Linked DNA regions of Homo sapiens: region 1 is linked to region 2. Evidence: chromatin loops called from intact Hi-C (ENCODE). Cell type or tissue: K562. All regions are shown on one strand. Links, peaks and the distances in the headings refer to the core of each region. The heading gives the core; the rest is flanking DNA. Region 1 holds the start of TSSK2 (testis specific serine kinase 2). Region 2 overlaps DGCR2 (DiGeorge syndrome critical region gene 2).

What was found. Hi-C counts contacts between places; a loop is a spot of excess contacts. Peaks named below come from ENCODE experiments on the same cell type or tissue, not always from the same donor. Only the 100,000 strongest peaks of a DNase experiment are listed, where the experiment ranks them.
Region 1: it touches region 2 in a loop (3.0-fold over the local background); 9 of 110 quality-filtered maps call a loop at or near these places.

The regions. Positions count from the first base shown.
Region 1 is chr22:19,126,428-19,135,396 of GRCh38, forward strand. It overlaps ESS2 (ess-2 spliceosome associated protein), which reads right to left. Exons shown (of 10, transcript NM_022719.3): 9 at 8,633-8,748; 10 at 3,852-8,048. The coding sequence ends at 7,769. It overlaps TSSK2 (testis specific serine kinase 2), which reads left to right and starts at 4,881. Exons shown (of 1, transcript NM_053006.5): 1 at 4,881-6,195. The coding sequence starts at 4,973. The coding sequence ends at 6,049. In K562, for the core only: a CTCF peak has its summit at 5,094; no DNase peak of the experiment used is centred there; H3K27me3 peaks cover 658 bases.
Region 2 is chr22:19,069,072-19,078,040 of GRCh38, forward strand. The region is part of intron 2 of DGCR2 (DiGeorge syndrome critical region gene 2); the gene reads right to left. Among named protein-coding and RNA genes, the nearest start is that of DGCR11, 25 kb to the left of the region's middle. In K562, for the core only: CTCF peaks have their summits at 4,907 and 8,238; a DNase peak (open chromatin) is centred at 4,890.

The DNA.
Region 1 (8,969 bases), core at 381-8,380, 57 kb after region 2:
GTCATTCTCTAGCCCGGGAGAAATAGGAGGCTCTGCTGGATGGCCCAGCCACACTCCAGCCTGAGCATGTCCCACAGTCTTGTGTGGTCTTGACCACATCTTGTTGTCCCCGTCCCAGCCTGTCCCAAGGGACGACACCCCTGCATTAGAAGTTGACACTGGCAAGTAGGATACGACAGGCAACCACAAAGGACAAGCGCTTTCAGAATTACCTCTCCCATGGCCTCTAAGTGGATGGGGCCAAAGTCAAACCCAAGGCTAGGACTGTCATGCGACTCCCACTCCCCCAGGGCGGGGCCTGAAGCAGGTGCTGGACACAGAGAATGTCAGAGCAGAGGAGCTCCACTGCCAGCAACATCGATGATCACTGTCCACAGTCTACCTATGGTCACTTCTCTACCTCGGGAAGACCCCAACCTCAGTCCCCTTGGAGAAGTAGGGTCTAGTGAGAGCCTGGACTGGCCCTCCTTGCGCTCTTCCCCAAGTCCACCTGCCTCCTCATGTTCTCACAGCCCCCTTCCACGTGGTTTAATTTCAGGCCTCCACCCCAACCCTCCCACCACCTCCGACAGTGTCCAGAGCCATCCCCCACCAGCCTGGCTCCCACTGCCCAGTGGGGAGGAACCTACCCTGGCCTCTGGGGTCCTCCTGTGGCCCAGTGCATCCTCCCCTGGCCTCTGGGCACCAGGCCTCACCACTGCGCCCCCATCACACACACGGCCCATAATCATACAGGGAACTCGCCCCTGCAGACTCTGTCCAGCTCTCCAGGCTCAGCTGAGAGGCTGAGGCCTCCATAAAGCCTTCTAGGGGTTCTCAGCAGCCTGCCACTGTGTACTCTGCCAACAGGCCTCAAGGAGCCACCCTATTTTTCCCACCAAGAAACTCATGGTGGAGAGGGAGCCCAGAGTGCTGGGATGGGGGCCCGGGTGGGACATCCTGAGAAATGGCTCTTGGGGCCTCCTCCTCAATTATCCCCACGGACCTGCGCTGGTCCTCAGGGCAGTGGCTGGCAAGCAGGTCTGGGAGCCTCACTGTAGCTCAGCCAGGTAAGCCCGGGTGGGAGGGGCTGCAGGAGGAGTTCCTGCTCTGAGCTTTACAGCTGGAAACAGCTCAGAGGGAGTGGGCCACCTGTCTGAGATCACACTGCCCAGGGCAGGAGTCCCAGGTGACGCCTCCACAGGTGGCCTCGCCATGCCGGGCGACTCCTGTAGGTGGCTCAGCCCTGGCTCAGACCCCTTCAAGGATTCTCAAAGGTGCTAGGACCAGGACCTCAACAGGGCCCTCCATGGCCTGTCCGTGCTCCTGCCAAGCCACATCCCTTCAAACCGTCACATGTAATAGCTATCCTCATCCCTCTCCACCTGGCTAGTTCCTCAGACCTCAGCCTTCCCCAGCTTCCCAAAGTCCAATCCCCAGTTCCCTGTCCTCACAGCACCATGGTTCTGATGCGTGGCACAGCCACCATCGCGCACACACACTTGGTGTGATTGAGCCTCCCTCGCCTCTGGGCTCCAGGACGGCATGGGTGGTCTAGCTCATCAGTGTACCTCGGCATCCAGGGCAGACCCTCAGTGCTTGGGGGACAAATAGGTAAAAAGGTGTCTACTTTATAAAGGATAGGAAGGTTCAGAGAGAAGTGGATTTCTCAGAGTGTGCAGGTACCTTGCTCACAGGACTGCAACCCTAGGAGCAACGCTGGAGGTCTCCAAGTCGAATCCAAAGCTCTCTGTCAAACATACCAGGAGTGCCGGCCCTGTGTGTGCATCCTGGATGAAGCGGCCCGCTCCATGCCCGGGCAGTTCTGCCTCTGCAATGTTGACACCTGCCTCTTCTGGCATGTCCCCCAAGAACCAGAGAGACCCTCAGGAGGTGAAGAAGTAGAATGCACAAAAAGAGGGAGAAGGCATTGGTAGAGTCTGGGAAGAAGGCAGATATGCAGCCAGGGCACGGTGGCTCATGCCTGTAATCCCAGCACTTTGGGAGGCCGAAGCAGGCAGATCACTTGAGGCCAGGAGTTCGAGACCAACCTGGGCAACATGGTGAAATCCCATCTCTCCTAAAAATACAAAAATTAGCTGGGCGTTGTGGTGCTTGCCTGTAATTCCAGCTGCTCGAGAGGCTGAGGCATGAGAATTGCTTGAACCTGGGAGGTGGAGGTTGCAGTGAGCCGACATGGTGCCAGAGCATGACTCCATCGAAAAGGAAGGGGAGGGGAGGGGAGGGGAGGGGAGGGGAGGGGAGGAAGCAGATATGCAGAGAAGTGTCCCAGATAGGGCATTTGGGGGAGCAAAGGAAAGGGTCAGGGGGTGGTAAGTGGGAGGTCTCATGCTCCTGGGTCCTGGCCTGCAAATTTTCATAGCCAGCCCCTTCTAGGACAAAAAGGAGTGAAGTGTTGGTCATTTCAGCCGTAGAGGCTCCCAGGAAAAAGGAAAGCATCAAACTAAAGCTATTAACCACCGATGCTATAAAGAGCTTCGGGTGGGACTCTGGGAGGCTGTCACTGCTGGAAGGCAGTCACTGTAGGCACGTCGGCCCACCCTGCCCATCTGAGCCTCTCAGCTTAGCATCCTGACTTTGGCTGCCCTGTTTCTGCAATCCTCCCTAGTGACCTCCAAACACAGGGTGCTCCCTGTGTACTCCAGATGGAGTGGGTCCACACAGCCATGCCAGGGCCAAGATGTCACATCTGTCTGACATGTCCTGCCCCTCTTGTCAACCCTGTGGAGTCTGCTGATCCCCAGCACCCCAGCTCCAACATCACTTCCTCTTTGAAACCTTCCAGGACTAAACCCCACCTGGGAACAGGCCTTCCTCCCTCTCCCCTAAACACTGAACACACAGCTCATCTGTCCCAGCTGCTCCCTGTGAATCCAGGATGCCTGTGATGGATGACAAATGAACATCAGTCCAACGCACCTGAGGAGACATGTACAGGATGCCACATTTCCCAAAGCACAAATCCACACACCAGCACTGAAACAGGATGTTCACACTGCAGGTGCAAAAGGCAGCCCGAGACGTAAATGCTACCCAATGTCAGGGTTCCAACAGGCGACTGCTGCTCACTCCACACAAAGGCCCAAACTGATGTGATTCAGAACCCCCTCCTCACCCAGGTGCCTGGTCTTTGCAGTGCATGGCCTGGGCGCTCTCAGCCCCAGGATTCCCCAGCACCAAGGCCCATCCACTCACAGTCTAGCAAACAAGACTAAGACCTGACCTTCTCTGTCTCCTGCTGATCCTGAGGCCCACCCTGGCCCAGCCTCTTCTCATTTGGTCAAAGGCACTGGCCCCCACTCTCACCTCAAAGCCAATTCTACTCTTTCTGTCTCTCTCTCTCTGCCACTGACCATCTTAAAACACAACTGGGACGGCCCTCCTCCTGTCTTGCACCTGCAGGGGCAGGCTGCCGCTTAGAGAAAAAGCCGAGACTCCTTCACTTCCCTCCTACTTCCAGTCACTTTCAGAAAAAGCCCTCTCTTCTCCCAGGCTCTCTGCTGCCTGGGTGCCTTCCTGCCGCCTCTACCCAAGGGAGGCCCTGCCCCACCCCTCAGACATGCAGCCACCTGCCCTGGACCCTGGGCACCCAGCTGGCATGCACTGCAGCCCCGACCCACCCATACACAGGCCCTTGCTCGCTGGAGCAGCAGCGACTCACCTGCCCGGCTCTCTACCCTGAGGGGCCTGCCGCCTCTGCTCCCAAACACAGAGCTGCTTTCGTCTACCAGGCTTGGCACCACTGCCAGCCTGACTGGTCCAGGGCAGTCCCTCCCAGGTACCACTGTTCCCAGAACCAAGCCAGGTCCAGCTGCATTTTCTTGAGGCCCAATAACGAGAAGCAGACAAACTAGGAAAGAAGGGAGTTTATCACTGTAACTGGATACAGGGAGAAGGCTGGAGATAATTCCAGCAGACCAACTCAAAGTGCTACAATTTTCTTACTGTTTATATAGGTTGGGGTTATGTGCCTACATGCAGTACAGCAATCACCTAAGTCTACTGGTAACTAATTTTGTTCCAAGGAGAAGGTCAGAGGCAAAAAAAATGCTTGCTAAGTCCGATTAAAAGGGGCCCAGTGCCTTCAAGGCCTGTCTACTGTGGTACCGGAGTGATTATTTCGATTGTATCTCCTTTACAGCTTGGTCCAGAGAGCTGCCTTAGACTATCCAATTGATCTATTCAAACAGCTGCCTGTTCCCTTAACTTGTCTTCAGATTTTGTCGACCCGAGATGGGTCCTGGCACTAGGAATGTAAAACCGTTCCTATTATTTTGGCTTGCTCCAGCAAAAGAGAAGCCCATGCAAGGCTCCTGCTGACCATGTTTCATTTCTAGCTTTGATGTCTGGGCACTGATTTCCCTAGATTTAACTATGTGCTCAATGGTAAGGCAGTGCTGTGGAAATCTGTCTGTGTAACTGGGGTGCTATGCAGGCCTGTCTGGGTGACTGTCAGGGACAACTGTCCTACCACACCAAGGACACAGCCCTGGGGGTGCTTTTCTTCATAGCCAAAGAAGCTGCAGGAAACCCACCCTAGTGGGACAAAGACCAATGCAGGGTCAGTCCCCACAGCCAGGTGATGCAAACAGGCTGGACGTGGGCCGCCTCCCCTCCAGCTTGACTTGTGACAGGGAAACCAATGCAGCAGCAGCAGGGCCACCAGAGTCCTGTCCTGGGGACAGGCTTCCTTCCAGCGGGCGGGGAGTGGGTGCTCCTGCCAGACCAGCCTGGCTTCCACGGTTCCAGAGACCCTGTTCTCCCTCAGCCCAGTCCCCGCCCCCACTCCTTGGCTTTATGAGTTCATTGGCTGAAGTCACCCGGAGACAATGCTGAGTGTTCCACCCCTGAGTCGAAGCCCAGCCCAGGGCAGCCCAGCCAGACGCCTCCGGTAGTGTAAATGAGGACAATGCCTGCTGGCCCACATGACGGGGGGATGTAGACGGCAGCGGCGCCAGTCGCTCCTGGCACCATGGACGATGCCACAGTCCTAAGGAAGAAGGGTTACATCGTAGGCATCAATCTTGGCAAGGGTTCCTACGCAAAAGTCAAATCTGCCTACTCTGAGCGCCTCAAGTTCAATGTGGCTGTCAAGATCATCGACCGCAAGAAAACACCTACTGACTTTGTGGAGAGATTCCTTCCTCGGGAGATGGACATCCTGGCAACTGTCAACCACGGCTCCATCATCAAGACTTACGAGATCTTTGAGACCTCTGACGGACGGATCTACATCATCATGGAGCTTGGCGTCCAGGGCGACCTCCTCGAGTTCATCAAGTGCCAGGGAGCCCTGCATGAGGACGTGGCACGCAAGATGTTCCGACAGCTCTCCTCCGCCGTCAAGTACTGCCACGACCTGGACATCGTCCACCGGGACCTCAAGTGCGAGAACCTTCTCCTCGACAAGGACTTCAACATCAAGCTGTCTGACTTTGGCTTCTCCAAGCGCTGCCTGCGGGACAGCAATGGGCGCATCATCCTCAGCAAGACCTTCTGCGGGTCGGCAGCATATGCAGCCCCCGAGGTGCTGCAGAGCATCCCCTACCAGCCCAAGGTGTATGACATCTGGAGCCTGGGCGTGATCCTGTACATCATGGTCTGCGGCTCCATGCCCTATGACGACTCCGACATCAGGAAGATGCTGCGTATCCAGAAGGAGCACCGTGTGGACTTCCCGCGCTCCAAGAACCTGACCTGCGAGTGCAAGGACCTCATCTACCGCATGCTGCAGCCCGACGTCAGCCAGCGGCTCCACATCGATGAGATCCTCAGCCACTCGTGGCTGCAGCCCCCCAAGCCCAAAGCCACGTCTTCTGCCTCCTTCAAGAGGGAGGGGGAGGGCAAGTACCGCGCTGAGTGCAAACTGGACACCAAGACAGGCTTGAGGCCCGACCACCGGCCCGACCACAAGCTTGGAGCCAAAACCCAGCACCGGCTGCTGGTGGTGCCCGAGAACGAGAACAGGATGGAGGACAGGCTGGCCGAGACCTCCAGGGCCAAAGACCATCACATCTCCGGAGCTGAGGTGGGGAAAGCAAGCACCTAGCATGACAATGGCCCCGTTGTGTGTGGTGGGGGTCGGGGTTGGGGGGCATGGTGCAGTCGGCCTTCACGTAAACTAAGTAGGCAGGTAGGATCTGAAGAAGGCACAGGTGCAAGTAAAATTCGTCAATTAAACCACTATTTTGATTACGTTCCATTAGCTTTCTTCCACTTAGCAGCAAAGACGTTCCTTACTGACCACCAAATAAACCACAGGGTGTGTGCAAGCATCAAGAGTGCCCAGTGAGGAGTGTTTTTCTCTGGGACTCAGCCAACCGCCCCACCTGACACACAGTGGTCTCCGGCCTAGGAGCACAGGACAGATGCTCAGGTACAGGCAGAATCACAGTGTGGCCTGGCCTTGTGGGGGACAAGAGGGCCTCTGCCAGGGTCCACCCACCAGGCCCACACTGTCTCCCTCTGACCTGGCCTTGTCCCCAATGCCCTGGGGCTGGCCAGCTCCAGTGGTCCACGACTCCCCCTGGCTTCCTGCAGTTCAGCCCCCTCTGACCTACCCCCACTCCCTCACAATCCCTCGCTCAGCATCCTCCTCTTCCTCTATTTCCTGGAGTCATGTGAGATTTCTGTCCTCAGCCCTCAAGTTCCCTGCCCTGTCCTCCAGGGGCAGCCCCAGCTGAGACCTCCCCGTGTGCCCTCCCCACCCAGTGGCTCTTCAAGCTGCTCAGCAGCCCTTGATGATGGCACACTGGCCGGTCTTTTGTGCTTCCTGCTGGGTCACCCATTGCTCCCAAAGCATGCGGCCCACTTGCTGGCCAAGTGCTCCAGGTGGTCAGCACCTAGACATGCTCCTCCCCCCTCCCTCCCCACTTCCTGGGGGCTCCCTTGGGATAACGTGCACCCTTTCCTAGGGGATAAAGCACTGAAGGCCCCACGTCCCCCACCCCTTAAGAGTCCCAGCCTGATCTGTCCAGCAACCCACTGTTATCTGGGAGCTCCTGTTGGTGGAAGTGACCAGGTGAGGCCAGGGCCAGCAGCATAAGATGGGCAGTGCCTATAGCAGAGGGGTGAGTGGGATAGTCCCACCCCATGAGCTGGAAGCCAGGTGCTGGGAGAAGGTGATAGCTGAGATCACCTGATATGCAGCCCCCACACAGTCCTATAACCAGCGCACCTCACAGCCGGCAAGCCCAGAGTGGAGGCTGCAGACCTGGGCCCAGAACCGCAGGGGAACCTAAGGGTACAACTTCCAAGGGCTCCGTTTCTCCTTCATATCCCCCCAGAGAAGCAGAAAGCACTGCAGGATGTGAGCTCAACTCAGAACACAGGTTCCGAGTGCCGCAGAAAGCAACGCCAGTCACCCGGTGCTCCCACAGCCGCCCCACCTGCAGCTTCCTCACCTGGGGGGCCCCTCGCTTCAAGCCCCGCAGTCCTGAGACGTGATGCAGGCCCCAGGGCAAGGCTAGGGCTCGTGTGGGGAGCAAGATGGAGAGGCAACCCCCCAGACTGTACCTAGGTGTTCTTTAATGACAGTTCAAGGGGCCAATTAAACAGCAAACAGCTTGGCAAGGCCCTGGGGTGTGGTGTGGGCACGAGTGCCTTGTGCCAGTCTGGCCCCAGCACAGCCCCTTTCTCCAGTGACTCCTGGTATGGTCAACAGCTTCTGGCCCAGGCCTGGGCCCCGAGAAGGCTGGAGTCCTCTGCTGGGTGTACAGCTGCCCTGCAGGCTCTGTGAAGCGTCTATGAGCCCAGCCCAGGCCTGGCTCTAAAAGAAGTCCGAAGCTTTGCGCCGGGCAGGGAGCTGCAGCAGGTTGTCCGTGATGGAGGCCGGGTCCTGTGTGAGAGGGGTGCGTGTGGCAGAGCCAGGCGCCGGTGTGCTTGTGGGGGTCTGCAGCCCACTGGCCGGGGTCTTGAGGTGGGTGGAGCGTGCTGGGGATGGTGTGTAGCTGGCCCGCAGGGCCCGGTCTGTGTACTTGCTGGCCGTCCTGCTCACAAGGCGCTGTAGGGCTGGCGACATGGCTGGGCTCAGGCCTTTGGGGGTGAGGCTGGGGTGGAGGAATGGGTGAGAGAGGCAGGGTTAGGTGGGCTGAGAGCTGCCGGCAGCAGGGCCTCCCTTGGCTCCCAGGAAGAGCCTGGGCAGAGACACAGTCACTCTGAGCTGAGGAGGATGGTACTGCCAGCATGGCAGCAAATGCGGGGGATCCCTGAGGTCAAACAGCAGCGCTCAGGTCAAACCTGAGGTCAAACAGCAGCACCGCCCTTGGCTGTGGGGGCTGGGGTGCACCCCCAGGCCTCTGAGAGTTGGAGTCCCCACCCCTCTCCAAGGGGAACGATGACTCTCTCCACAGGGCTGATGAAAGCTCCCAGCAGGACCACACGCCTAAAGATGCCTCTTAGGGACGGGTCAAAGAGGACGTGGAGGAAAGAGAAGATGGAGGGGGCCTCTCATCCTGTCCATGTGCGGCCATGCTCTGGATAGAGGAGCTGCCACAGTACCCACTGCAGAACCCCGCGGACCTGCCCTGGACTCTGCCGCGTGGGCCATGCCTCCACACGGTCAGGGCAGGGGCCGAACAGGAGCAGGCCAGAGCCACCCTCGCACTTCCCCACCAGCCAGGCGGCCCCTCACCTGGCCAGATTCTCCGTCACTCTCCGCAAGGCTTCCTGCTTCTTGGCCCGGTTCTTGGCAGCGGCCTCGTTGGCCATCTTCAGACCCAGCCGCTCCCTGCGGCCTGGCTCCAGGATCTACAAGGTAGCAGGTGTGTGGGTAGCTGCGCCAGGCCTGCCACACGCCAGGCAGCCCCTCACACAGAAAGCCACTGTGGTGGGTGCCAGCCTCTCTTTGTTGCCTACAAAACCCCCACAACCCATCACCTCCCACTAAAAGCCCCTGGAAAGCCCCAAACCCCACCTGACCTGCCCAAGGCGCAGCACTCCTCACCTGTCTTCGTGTTCCTCCCAAAACC
Region 2 (8,969 bases), core at 447-8,446:
ACTCTGTACAGGTGTACCCTGATGTGTCATGAAGGGCATCGGGTACAAGGTCAGGTCAGATGGGAAACAAACTTGGTCTGCAAGGCTGCACACAGACAGACGCCTGCCAGCAAGTGCACTCTGGCTGCAGATGGCGAGTGGGGCCTCGGCTCCCCAAGGGAGGTCACAGGGAGGGTTAGGAGGCCTCCTGCAAAGCCTCCTTCCCTGAACCTGAACCGGCAGTCAGCGCCACCTGACGAGCCCCTCTCCAGCAGGTTGGTTCTGCTAGTGTCATAGACTTTGCAATGGTTTTTATTTAATAAAAAATCCACATGCTTTTTTGCTCATGATAAAGTAACAAACATTCAATGTGAAATGCTTGAAAAATACAAAAGTTTGAAAAGACAATAAACAACAAAGGCCATATTTAACTATGCGAGCATCTGCCCCCTCACCAAGTCTCTTTTCTACACAAATCTTTAAGAATACTGGGATCACATCAGACACTCCATTTCACGACTTGCTTTGTAAGCTTAAGACTATAAACAGCTTTCTATATTTTTAAATGGGCTTAGGAACATGACTTTTGATGGCTGCATAGTATTCCACAAATGGATTTCTTTCATCCCCATAATCTCTATGGTTTGAGGTTAGGCTGTTTGCATTTTTTTCATTATTCTAGAAAAGGCTGCCTTAAACACCTTGTACACAAGTGCGTATGTAGTCTCATTTCTGAGACTCTGGATACTCACTCAGTACTCAATAAGCATAGTTCCATAGCTCCTGTCAGGCATGTGATGGGGATGGGTTGCTATTCGACTGGGAATCACTAAAATATAAAATATGCTACCTGTGTCCGAGACACTTTCAACAGAAAGTGAAGACCTCAAAGGGAGAAGCATCTTCAAGGCTTGTGTTTTTTGGTAGAGGTGTCTTTGGGGTACTTTACCACCCCAAAATACAACCTAAGGACCTCAGTGTGGGACAGTAACTGGCACCACGACAGGCCTGATGCTGTAAACACGCAGTACTTGGGGACCATCAGCTCTTTAGGACTGGTCCCATGTCCTAAGCCATGCTACCTGCAGCACCCGACACTCTGGGTAGGAGACTCGACCCACAGACTCGCTGGTAGCTCTGATGCAGGGATGCAGCCACTAGGATGGGGCATCAGCACTTGGTGGAGAAGGGAAGAGCCACCTGAGCTTCTGGGCCTGAGACTGGAAGCTGAGAAAGAACAGAGGGGCTTTCTGGCAGATGGAGCAGCTTTGGCAAAGGGCAAAGGCAGACATATCCGGGATAAACCTGAGGCCAGGCCTGAGTGTGGCTGGAGAATGTCACTGAACTTAAATTCAACATCTCCCTCTGCTCAAATGGGCAAGACCTGTGGCTCCACTTTGTATCCTGGCCTCTTCCCCAAGCCAAGCACAGTACCTGGTAAAATTGCTCACAGAAAGACAAGATGAACTGAGGGCAGAGGAAAGGGAAGAGAAAGAAGAGATAACAGAGGGACAGTGCTGCCAGGTCACATGGGCACCAAAGACCAGGTTGTTACATGTTGACTGAGTGAAGTCATCTGCCCCCTGGGGTGGGAGACCAGGTGAAATATTTCAGAAACATAACCAGAAAGCCAAATGGTGATAAAGGACACCACTCTGTTGAGCAGGCTTCTCTGGGTTTAGGTGGCAATTGTGAGCCCTTTCTTTTTTCCATCATGCATCTCCATATCCAAATGCTCACATTCATCCCCTCACCCCCACGTTTATTCAATGCCCATTCTGGGCCCACCATGGAAACCTGCCAGCACAGACACAGGCCTTTGCCAGCAAGAAGGGGAAGGGCTTGGCTGTCAAGATGATGCTGATGTCAGACAGTGTCCTGGGGGAGAGTCTGGGGGCCAGGCTGGGGAATGCGCATAGCACAGGACAGAACCCTTACAGACCTCTCAGGCCTGCCTCTGACAGTAGAGAATGTCCCTCTTCCCGCGGAGGGCCAGCCTTTGGTAAGCTGGGGGGCCTCTTCCACCTCCACCAGGGCCATGGGGCCCGAGCAGCCCTGCCTCACAGCCCAGCTGGGGACCTGGTGCAGGGGTCACTGTAGCACCCAGAGCCACATCTGCTCCGACTCTGGGCTCCATGACCTGTGCAGCTCGGAGCACATGTGCCCCTCCTGCCTCCAGCACCACTAGAGTGCCACGCTGCTGCTTCCCCAGCACAGGAACACACTGGAGAGCAAGTTCAACAAGGAAACAGAATCAGGGAGAATACCTAGAATACCACTCCACAGACTATTTATTCACAAATTACTTTTCGTCACAAAAAGGGAAAGAAATATTCACAATAGTGATCAAACTTAACATCACCAATAATGAGACAAAATGACCTTGGGCCTCGTGATTTGATAATTTATGACTTACATAGTATTGCTACCTAAAAAAAAAAAGTCTCACCTGAAGCTAATCCTGAAGAAAGAGACAAGTCCAAATTGAACGCCATTCTACAGAACTGACCTGGACTCTTCAAATATGGCAATGTCATGAAAGACGCCCAAAGCCCCCTGCAAAAGAGGGCTGGGAATACTTCTAGATTAAAGAACAAAGCAATACGGCAATAACATACTTACATTAATCCTTGAATAAATCTTGAATTAAAAGGGGAAAGAAACCTGTAAAGGATGTTCTGGGGATAATGAAAAGAATCTGAATATGGATTACACAGAATAGTACTACAGTAAATTTCTTGCATGTGAAAAGGCTTCTGTAGAGGATTGTTCTTATTTTTTGATCATAGTATTTAGGGGTAGAATATCATAATATCTGTAACCTCTCAAAGGGTTCAGAAGAAAAACACAAAGAGCAACTGCGGCAGGTGAACCCGGGTAAAGGTGCGGCAGGACACTATCAGCTGGTGAACCCGGGTAAAGGCTGCAGGAGTGTTTATTGCACTATGATTATGAGTTTTTTATAGATCTGAAATTATTCATATTAAAAGGTGGGCGCAGGGACAAGGCAGGTGGACACACCCAGATTCCTCCCACAACTCAAGCAGTAAACAAATCAAGAGTTAACTGGTAAGAAGATAAAACAGGTGGTGTCTGGGTTAGGGGACACCAGTTCAGCTGAAAATCAGGGTTCTTTACTCAGGGAAGAGAGGACAGATTCCCCATCGCCATTTTTCTTCCACTAAGCTCTCAGAACCCCAGGCTCCAGGCAGATAGGAAATGGTCCTTTATGGAAAAAATCTGACCAGGTCAAGAAGAAAGTCCCCAACAGGAGGAGATTCCCAACGAAACATATCCAGCTGGTTCACCCTCCAGGGAAGCCCACGTGCACAGAACTTCAAGTCCCTCAGCCACATACAGCAGATAGGGAAGGACCACCAAACCTCTGAGGCAGAGACCCAAACCACAGAGGAAAATAGCACAGAAGAAACAAGTACAGAGACAAAAAGTTAAAACCAAAAACAGGCCATTAACATCCTCAAAGTGAGAGGTTCTACTGTACTCATGAAACAAGAAAAGGGTGCTATTAAGAAGGAGCATGGACCGGGCACGGTGCCTCACGCCTGTAATCCCAGCACTTTGGGAGGCCCGAGGTGGGCAGATCACAAGGTAAAGAGATCAAGACCATCCTGGCCAACATGGTGAAACCCCGTCTCTAATAAAAATGCAAAAAATTAGCTGGGCGTGGTGGCACACACCTGTAGTCCCAACTACTCGGGAGGCTGAAGCAGGAGAATCACTTGAACCCGGGAGGCAGAGGTTGCAGTGAGTGGAGATCGCACCACTGCATTCCAGCCTGGCAACAGAGCAAGACTCTGTCTAAAAAATAAATAAATAAAATTTTTTTTTAAAAAAAAGGAAAATGCAGACAACACTATCCATCATTACTTGCCTCTGAAAATGATCTTGTACAAATGAACAGGAGGCCAGGTGCAGTGGCTCACACCTGTAATCCCAACACTTTGGGAGGCTGAGGCAGGAGGATTGCTTGAGGCCAGGAGTTGGAGACCAGCCTGGGCAACACAGCAAGACCCTGTCTCTATGAAAAATAAAAATAAAAATAATTAGCTGGGCATAGTGGCATATGCCTATAGTCCCAGCTACTCAGGAGGATGACACAAGAGGACTGTTTGAGCCTAGCTGTTTGAGGCTACAATGAGCTATGACCACACTAGTGCACTCCAGCCTGAGTGACAGTGAGACCTGTCACACACACAAAAAAAAACTGAATACATGACAGCAAACATGAAAACTCATAAAAGATTTGGCAGAAGTTATAGAAACCTACTAAAAGTAAAATAATCAAAGAGATGGAAAACTGCAGAGGAGAAAACGAAAACTGGGAATCAATCCAAGAGCTCCAATTCCCAATAATAAAGAGTTCCAGAAAAAGGGAACAGAGAAGAAAACAGAATAGAACAGAGAACAGGAAAGTGACCCCTTTCCCTAAGCTGTAAGGCATGAGTCTAAGATGAAAAGACCCACTGAGGAGGCAGTGCAATGGTTCAAAAGATACGCAAAATTTCCAGGAAGAAAACAAGTTATGTTCAAAGAATCAAAAATTATGTCACCAGCAACACTGGTGTTGGAGTAAAAATGGAGTAAGCTTAACCTTCAAAATTATGGGAAAAACTTATTTCTAGCTTATGATTCTAAAACCAGCCAAACTTATGTGCAAAGGTAAAATAAGGACACTTCAGACATGCAAACAAGGAAACACAAACCTTTGTCTCCTATGTTCCTTTTCCACATAAGTGGGGCAGTACTCGACTAAAATGAAGGAATAAAACAAAACAGGAAAGATATAAAAACCAAACACCAGAGGTTCCAACGCAAGGAGACACAGGTGAGAGTGACTGATTCTCCCACACTGATGGTGAACGGGGAAGCTGGCCCAGCAGCACTGACAGGTGAGGACCACCAGGGGCGTCTGGGAAAGGAGGGGCCAAAGAACTCTGACTGATAGAGATCTGTAACTGAGGGGACATCAGGAAAGAGACTTCTAGGTACTTAAAAAGAAAAGATATATATGAATCTACAGGATTCACACCAAATTGGAAAACGGCTTGGCAATTTCTTAAAAAATTAAACATGGCTCGGCACGGTGGCTCACGTCTGTAATCCCAGAACTTTGGGAGACCGAGGCAGGCGATCGCTTAAGGTCAAGAGTTCGAGACTAGCCTGGCCAACATGGTGAAACCCTGTCTCTACTAAAAAATACAAAAATTAGCTGGGTGTGGTGGCATGCACCTGTAATCCCGGCTACTCAGGAGGCTGAGGCAGAAGAATCGATTGAGCCTAGGAGGTTGCAGTGAGCCGAGATCGCGCCACTCCACTCCAGCCTGGGCCACAGAGCAAGATGAAAAAAAAAAAAAAAAAGTGAAAACACAATGTTGTGCCAACAAAAAGGAAACGGAGTGCTCCTGCATGGCCCAGCTAGGAGCAGCACTGAAAGCAGGCAAGACCTCACAGAGCACAGGGCCCAGACTCACCCACCAGGCTTAGGGAAGAATCAGCAGAGAATGCCTAAAACCACGGAATTTAAAGACACACAGATAAATACCAAATGAAACAGCTAAAACAATGTTTGCCTTGAAAATTAGAGGGGTTCATAGGGTTTGCTATTAAAAAAAAGACTTACAGAATCATTTGAATATTCAAATTGTATGCATAAGTAACTTGAATAAAGATAAAACTAAAAATTTGAAGTAGACAATCAAAATCAGTTCCTCTACAGATCTGGGATGCCCCGCCCCACCTTTTTTTTACATCGGAGCTGCCGCTGAGGCATCTACTGCTCTGATTCCTGATCCTTTTATTGTGACCCAGGTTTCCCGCTACAGGGGTTGATGTCCTCTGCATTACCAACGTGCTGCAGCTGCACAAGGAGGTAATTTATACAGGCCTTTTTAAAATTATTGTGCCAGTCCCTTCCAATCCAAGGATACAATCTTTCATTTCTGGGAAATTTTCTTATATAACTTCTTTGCTAATTCCCTCCTCCCCCATCTCCTCTATTTTCTTTTAAGGAATTTGTATTAATCAGATATTGGATTTTCTGAACTCATTTTTAACCACTTAAGAGTGTACAGTTGGGCTGGGTGCAGTGGCTCACGCCTGTAATCCCAGCACTTTGGGAGGCTGAGGCAGGCAGATCACAAGGTCAGGAGATCGAGACCATCCTGGCTAACACAGTGAAACCCCATCTCTACTAAAAATACAAAAAATTAGTCGGGCATGGTGAAAATTAGCCGGGCGTGGTGGTGGACGCCTGTAGTCCCAGCTACTTGGGAGGCTGAGGCAGGACAATGGCGTGAACCCGGGAGGCAGAGCTTGCAGTGAGCCGAGATCGTGCCACTGCACTCCAGCCTGGGCCACAGAGCAAGACTCTGTCTCAAAAAAAAAAAAAGAGTGTACAGTTAAGTGGCATTATTAAGTACCTTCACATTAGTTCCATAACAACCATCACCACCATCCATCTCCAGAACTTTTCATCTTACCAAACAAACTCCGTATCCATTAAACATTACCTCCCAATTTTTCTCTCCTCCCAGCCCCTGGCAACCACAATTCTACTTCCTGTATCTATGCATTTGAGTATCTTGATAGCACATCTAAATGGAAACATACAGTATTTGTTATTTTGTGACAGGCTTATTTCACTGAGCATATCCTCAAAGTCCATCCATGCTGTAGCATGTGTCAGAATTCCTTCCTTTTTAAGGTAAACCATATTCCACTGGATGGATAGACTACCTTGTTGTTGATCCATTCATCTGTGATGGACACTTGGGTTGCTTCCACCTTTTGGCTACTATGAGTAATGCTGCTATGAACTTGGGTGTACAAATCTCTCTTCAAGTCTCTGCTTCCAATTCTTTGGAGTCGAACTGCTAAGTTGTATGATAATTCTACTTTTATTTTTTGAGACAGAGTCTTGCTCTGTCGCCCAAGCTGGAGTGCAGTGGCATGATCTCAGCTCACTGCAACCTCCGTCTCCCAGGCTCAAGCAACTCTCCTGCCTCAGTCTCCCCAGTAGCTGAAATTAACAGGCGTGCGCCATGACGCCCAGCTAATTTTTGTATTTTTATTTTATTTATTTTTTAAAGTTCACTTTATTTTTTGGGGGGGAAGGAGTCTTGTCCTGTCACCCAGACTGGAGTGCAGTGGCATGATCTCAGCTCACTGCAACTTTCGCCTCCTGGGTTCAAGTGATTCTCCTGCCTCAGCCTCCCAAGTAGCTGGGATTACAGGCATGCATCACCATACTCGGCTAATTTTTTTTTATATTTTTGGTAGAGACGGGGTTTCACCATGTTGGCCAGGCTGCTCTAGAACTCCTGACCTCAAGTGATCCGCCCGCCTCGGCCTCCCAAAGTGCTGGGATTACAGGCGTGAGCCACCGCGCCCGGCAGGTAATTCTACTTTTAATTTGGGTGGCACTGTCATACTGTTTTAGTAGCTGCACCAGTTCCCATTCCTAACAACACCGCAGAGGGATTCCACTTTTTCTAAATCCTCGTCAACACTTGTCATTTCCTGTTCAACAGCAAACATCTAATGGCTGTGAGCTATTTCACTGCTGTTTTGATTTGCATTTCTCTAATCATTAATGTGCTTATCAGTCATTTGTTTATCTTCTTTGGAGAAATGTCTACTCAAGTCCTTTGCACATTTTTTTTTTTTTTTTTTTTTTTTGAGATGGAGTCTCGCTCTCTCTCCCAGTCTGGAGTGCAGTGGTGTGATCTCGGCTCACTGCAAGCTCCACCTCCAGGATTCATGCCATTCTCCTGCCTCAGCCTCCCGAGTAGCTGGAACTAAGGCGCCCGCCACCACACCTGGCTAATTTTTTGTGTTTTTTAGTAGAGACGGGGTTTCACCGTGTTAGCCAGGATGGTCTCGATCTCCTGACCTTGTGATCCGCCGGCCTCCCAAAGTGCTGTGATTACAGGCGTGAGCCGCCGCACCCAGTCCTTTGCACATTTTTTAACCAGGATATTTATTATTATTGAGCTGTGGGAATTCTTTTTATATTTTAAATATTAACCCTTACCAGATATGAGTTTCAAATGTTTTCCATTCTGTAGGCTGCCTTTTCACTCTGTTGAGTGCTTCTTTTAATTAATAGAAGTTTTAAATTTTGACGTAGCTTAATTTATCTATTGTTTCTTTTGTTGCCTGTGATTTAAGTGTCTTATGTAAGAAATCATTGCCAAATCCAGTGTCACGAAGACTTTATTATGTTTTTCTAAGAATTTTATAGTTTAAGGTCTTAAATTTAAGCCTGATCCATTTTGGGTTAAGTTTTGTATATCATTAGCTAAGGGTCTAACTTTATTCTTTTGATTTGTATGTCCAGTTTTCCTAGCACCATTCATTCTGAAAAGACACTTTTTCCCTCACTGAATGGTAATGGCATCCTTGTGGAAAATAATTTGACCACTGTATGCAAGGACTTATTGCTAAGGCTCTGTATTCTATTCCATTGGTCTATATGTCTGTCTTTATACCAATACTACAATGTTTGGATTACTGCAGCTTTGTAATAAGGTTTAAAGTCAGGAATTATGAGGATTTCATATTTCTTCTTCTTTTTCAAGACTGTTCTGGCTCTTTGGAGTCTGCTGAGATTCTATGAACATTAGGATAAATTTTTCTACTTCAGCAAAAAAAACTTGTTGGCATTTTAATAGGGATTGAATCTGTAGATTGCTTTAGGTAATAGTCACATCTTACGTTTTACAGTCCATGAGCATGGAACATCTCTCAATTTATTTTTGTCTTTTTTTTTTTTTTGAGACAGTGTCTCACTCTGTCACCCAGGCTGGAGTGCAGTGGTGCGATCTCAGCTTACTGCAATCTTCACGTTCTGGGTTCAAGCAATTCTCCTGCCTCAGCCTCCTGAGTAGCTGGGACTACAGGTGCACCTCACCACACCCAGCTAAGTTTTGTATTTTTCACCAAGACAAGGTTTTGCCATGTTGGCCAGG